2 separate regions of the Homo sapiens genome follow, and region 2 is linked to region 1. Evidence: read pairs that join two places in POLR2A ChIA-PET (ENCODE). Cell type or tissue: Panc1. All regions are shown on one strand. Each heading gives the region's core, and the rest is flanking DNA. Links, peaks and the distances in the headings are about the cores only. Region 1 has its middle 130 kb from the start of SLC25A46. Region 2 overlaps MAN2A1 (mannosidase alpha class 2A member 1).

Region 1 (2,934 bases), core at 240-2,739:
TACATCTCTGTAGTCTCAGACATTCTAACTTATTTGCCCATAATAACATGAAAGTTCTATAAACAGTTATTTCTTTCCTTCTGCCTTAATCGACCTAATTTTAAACATTAAATACAGCTTCATCCTTCAAAAAAAATATAACATCTTTAAGCAATCCAATTTGCCATAAAAGAATATAAGTGACTGCCTCCAACTTTTCCCTAGTAAGACAAAGGCAAAATGAATGTTACAAAGTAAAGACTATAATGAGCAGCAATGTAATATAATTAGAGACCAATGATTTTTTACTGAACAAATAGAATATTTATTTTGAATTATTCTAGAGTCATCGAAGTTACTGAATCAATTCATTAAACTGCTCGATTTTCAATCCCAACTTTTCCATTACTAGCTGTGTGACCTTAGGCAAAAATTTAAGGCCTCACTGCCTCCAGCATTCTCATCTTTAAAATGAGGATAATAATAAAAACACTTAAATTGTAGGACTATTGTGATAACTGCATGAGTTAATAAAAATAAGCACTTAAAAGAATGTCTGGAAAATGGTGAGTGCACAATTAATATTAGCTGAATATTTTCACTACTATGTTATTAAATATTTAACCCACTAAGAGACAAAGACAGTTCTAAACGTTAAATATACTCATGAAGTCTTAGAGATTTGAGTATCTTTGTTGAGCTTAATGTTCAAGTGTTTAGAAAAAAAGTTGATGATTGTAATACAAGTGATCATAAATTCTGTGGTAGACCATGGGTACTATGTAGTCAACCACTGATCATTCATTCATTACAAGGATTACAATTTGGTCTGGAAAATACTACCTTTTTTTTAATTCCTCCAAAATGCCTCACCCTATTTGGTTATATGGCTGCCATTGTAGTTTGGAAAAAATGATAAAAAAGAATCGTACACAGATTGCAAATAAGAAAAGTGAGATTTAAGATAAGTTTGTTGGATTATTTGAGATGCTAAAAAGAAATTTCAATGTTATGTAAATAAGTTGAGGCTGTGAATTATACTGATCCTACTCTGAGTATTAATATTCATTCAGATTATCCTTATCTGGAAATTATTTTTAAAATTGGTGCTTTACTTAAAGATTTATAGACTATGAACTACTTGTGTTTAGGGACTGGGTAGTACTCATTTAATATGTATTAAGTAACCAATTTAAATGGTTGTCTAGACATAGAGAGATAATCTAACTGATATAGATTCAGAGAAGAACAAAATAGACATGGACTGGTGAGATTAGACAAAAATGAATAATGAGGCTACAGTTGTGCTCTAGAAGATGAGAAAGATTCAGATAGTTGCAGAGAGGTGGAGATAGAATTTGAGATCTGGAAACCAGAATGAGCAAAAGACCTATAGCTGAGTGAATAGAAGGAACAGAAAGGAGCCTCGGGAGAGTTTGGGATGAGATAGAGATGAGGTGATGAGCAGACACTGAGATTCTGGATCTAATGCCATAGGCAAGTCAGAGGTGCTGAAACAATGGAATAATATGAAATAAACCATTAACGATAATTCGTCTGGTAGATTGGGTAAGATGGAATTGAAGACAAGAAGTCCAAGAATGAGAGTCTCAACATAGACGTGATGTTTTAAAACTTATGGATAGGGTAGAAAGAGAAGGATAGAGAGTTTGGAGGAGAAAAGAGACAAATATGTTAACTAAATAAAGACTAGGAAGGAGAAGGAAGAAATAAAGCAATCACTGAGATTTGAGCCCTTTTGCTATTGACAGAACTGAGACAATTTGGAAATACGGCAAATTTGTTTGTTTAGGCAGCAAGGTTCCTCTAGAATTTGGTAAATTTTAGGTGATACATGCCTGTTGAAACATGAATGTGCTGGAGATAAATGATATATTTTTCTTATGCTTCTCAGCACCTAGTTTAATACTACAAGAATAAAGAGTATTTTGACAAAGTTTATTAAACTAATTTGAAGATTTTAATTTAAACTGTAGCATTCTGTTATGTGTATAATTTCTATCACAAAACAAGAATTTTATTTTGTATAATAATAAAGTAGCTTGTAAGATAATATATCACTAAAGAGTCATACATTTAATTCTATATTTTAAAGAATTAAAATATTTTAACGAAAGCCCATTGAACGTTTTCTACATTCTTAAAAGGAAATAATTTCCAGAGACATTACAATGTAACCCTATATTCAATGTTCAAAGATTCTACTCCAATCATTTTATTTTTGACCATGAAGGAGTAGCTGGTGCTGAGACTTAACCACCTTACATAAACAACTGTAAGAATCTACTAAATAATTTATGACACGTCTTAATTGTCTAGACAGAGAATTGTGGGAGACTTTTCCTCACATTTGGTGATAGTGTTTGGATGCTATCTTATTTTTATCTAAAACTTATCAGGACATGATCTTTAATCCTGTCTCATAACAAACTTCTGATGGGATAGAAATTGAACTGTGAAGAGGTTCCAATGATGTCACTGTCAGACAGTATATGGCATTAGAACGCTACTTAAAATTTCTTCTGTAAGAAAATTCCTTGGAGATGCATTCTATCATCTTGCCAATATGGTGATGTCATATATTACTAGTAGTCTAACCTTCTTATAAGACATGACTCCTTTGATTTTCTTAAAGGCACTTAGCATTGGTAGTGCCAAAGAATATTACTGCCATGCAAAAAACGCAATCTAGAATCCAAAACCTGTTACTACATGTGATGAAAACTCTCCAACAATTCCACGTTTAGACCATTAAGACATGTCGTAAATTGTTCAGTTAAACTGGCATAAAGCTCACAGTGGCACATGGGATAGCACGCTATATGAAGAAAAAACTGGCAAATATATTAAATGAATGGCATTAAGGAATTGATGAGTTACACTAATACATCTGGAATTAAAGGTTTAAATACAAGCTAATTAAACTATTGCTTA
Region 2 (2,934 bases), core at 130-2,629, 1.0 Mb before region 1:
GTACAAGAAATTTGTAAACCATTAAGCATTTTAATAACTCCAGAAAATTTTCCCTAGCCAAAGAGGTAAATTTGGAAGAAAATTACACAATTCTGAAAAAAAAATTTTTTTTTTTTGGAGACGGAGTCTTGCACTTTCACCCAGGCTGGAATGCAGTGGCGCGATCTCAGCTCACTGCAAGCTCCGCCTCCTGGGTTCACGCCATTTTCCTGCCTCAGCCTCCCGAGTAGCTGGGACTACAGGCACCCGCCACCAAGTCTGGCTAATTTTTTGTCTTTTTAGTAGAGACGGGGTTTCACCATGTTAGCCAGGATGGTCTCGATCTCCTGACCTTGTGATCCGCCCACCTCGGCCTCCCAAAGTGCTAGGGTTACAAGGCGTGAGCCACGGCGCCTGGCCGAAAATCTTACACTGTTTAAGTAGTTCATATTGCAAGCCTAACTTTCTATGCTATTGTTGAGCTAAGGTATCTAATACTTTAAAAATATAATTACTCATAAATGTTTTAAATTTGCTTCCATGTCACATAAGTTATGTGCTTTATTACCATTTTTTAAAATTTAAATAAAAACTAAACTAGTGGTTTCCAAGTAGTTTTTTCAAGTTTGTGAATTTATATTCAGCTAGTTCTTTCAAGTAAAAGGACAGAATGTTTTATAGTTTAGTAAACCGAGCTATGATTAAACTATGTTTCTGAATCCTGCTTTCAGTTTGCTTAGATGACTCCCTGTAGTCATCCTTGCCACCTGTCCCAAACCCTGAACATTAGGGGGCTGGGACCATGGTTATAATAATTATTTACCTGGGAAAATGTAACTTCTGTAGAATGATTGCTGTTTCTAATAAGTAACTATATGGACAAATAGAAGGATTTTAGTTAGAAATTTGTATAGCTGGGAGGAATGCTTTCTAGACCAGTGAAGTTGTAAACATTTTTATTTCCTATTTTCAGCATTTTTAAAAATAAAAAACACGTTCAGTTTTTATCACATGCATATTTTGTTACCTTGTAAGATCTGGTTTACACTTAAAATTGCAAATATCAGGTGATACGTATTTTCTATTTTTGAAACCATAATAAACATATTCTTTTAAAAGTTTGGAAGCCAAAATATTTTTCTTAAATATATTATTTTCTTTTCAGCCTTATGTTTACACAACACCGCCCTTTGTCAGAGTGACACATGGAAGGATTTATTCGGAAGTGACTTGCTTTTTTGACCATGTTACTCATAGAGTCCGACTATACCACATACAGGGTAAGAAAATAGGAATGCAGTTATGAAACATATGTATTATGGTTTTTGAATTCTTGCTTTTCTTATGCCATTCTTAAATTAACAGTTGGTTTTTGTAGATGATGTTTTTCTAAACTTGACATTTTTAATATGATTTAAAATATGAAACTTACCCTTTGATAATAAAAAATGGTAAAACGTTTCAATCCCTACATATACATGTTCCTCTGTATATCTTCTCTTAATTGTTGCCATATTGGTCTTGAGCTCATTAACTGGTAACTTTATTTTTAACACCTGAAAACAATACAGTGTTTTGATTTTATGAAATGGAAATTATATTAAATACGACTTTCAGTTAATAGACCACACACATATATGGGGCCTGCTTCCTTAAATATAGCCTGTATCACTGGAATGTAACTTTAAGAGAAAAATGTTCTAAGCTGGTTCTATTTGTTTACAGCTCTTTACCCAGTAGAGTATAAAACCTAGCAATTGTTTATCATTTTTAGAACAGTATTGAGCAGCATCTTTATGAACCCAAGTGATAGGAAATAGGCTTTTGATCCTTTTGAGAACTTAACCCTGGGCAATGGAACTGATTCCATGGGGTCTGAGTGGAGCTGTGGTTTCCAAAGACTTGCACATTTAGGTTGGTTGATTTAGAATTCATTGTTTGTAGAATGGTGTGCTTTTCCAACTACAGATTTAATCCTAATAACCAGGGTATTTACCATATTATCAACACTCTTAGAAAAAGACCTCATAAAAATGCCATTTAAATTTATCTTTGCTGTTAGCTAAGTTGAACAAATTAGAAAAGAAAAAATACTATTTCCCTGAATCTTCATACAGGTAAAAAATAAAGGATTTCACAAACTAAAGATAAATGTATAGGTAGGCACGGTTTCCTTTTTAGGTATTGTGGGAAAGCAAAGGGATACTATGTTCAGGGAATCTCTTAAATCACAGAAGTTCAATTTTCTGATTTCATAGTTAAATTTAATTTTGCTTTTATTTAACTTTTTTATTAACTTCAAATTTCATTAGTATTTGCTTTTTGTTAGAATTTCAGGTATGGACAAACTTTCTCATGCAACTTCTTTAGGTAATAATATGATAGGTTTTTCAGAATAACCCATGATTCATAGGATGAATCAAGAAGTAAAAGTTCTCTGGCAGGTGGGAAAAATAATGCTAGACACTAATTTTGTGTCCTAAATGTGACTTCTGAAGTTATCTGTGATCACTTTGCTACCTACAGGAAAACCTGTAGTTCTGAAATAATCTTCTATTGAGTTTCTCAAAACTTCTGGTAAGTCAGAAACTGTTTTTGATCATCTGTTTGTACTCTTGTGTAAGCCATTATTTAATACCCCTGAGAGCTCTAAGTTACATCTTCAACTTTATAGCATTACCCCACAGAAGATATGCTGATCTATTTTTAAGTTTGCTTTAAACTATTGTTTTTTAGTGGAAAAGTTTTTCCTGGAGTACAACATGGCACACACTTTGGCACAAACTTGTGTCATCAGGTTTGATTTACCATTGTTTTTCATCAGTTATATTTAGAGATGGGCTATGTCTCAGAGGAAATGCTGTAGCAACTCTTCCTAAAATTCCAACTTCTCAATCAGGTATATTTGCATAATTGCTTTTGCTTTTATTTAATTATGTCACTGTATCTTCTGGG

Evidence for each region. Peaks named below come from ENCODE experiments on the same cell type or tissue, not always from the same donor. Only the 100,000 strongest peaks of a DNase experiment are listed, where the experiment ranks them.
Region 2: POLR2A ChIA-PET joins it to region 1 with 14 read pairs; 2 of 35 experiments call an interaction of 5 or more read pairs at or near these places.

What each region holds. Positions count from the first base shown.
Region 1 is chr5:110,867,552-110,870,485 of GRCh38, forward strand. No RefSeq gene overlaps it. Among named protein-coding and RNA genes, the nearest start is that of SLC25A46, 130 kb to the left of the region's middle. In Panc1, for the core only: no CTCF peak of the experiment used is centred there; no DNase peak of the experiment used is centred there.
Region 2 is chr5:109,822,579-109,825,512 of GRCh38, forward strand. MAN2A1 (mannosidase alpha class 2A member 1) reads left to right here. Exons shown (of 22, transcript NM_002372.4): 16 at 1,145-1,259. Among named protein-coding and RNA genes, the nearest start is that of LINC01848, 59 kb to the right of the region's middle. In Panc1, for the core only: no CTCF peak of the experiment used is centred there; a DNase peak (open chromatin) is centred at 1,223.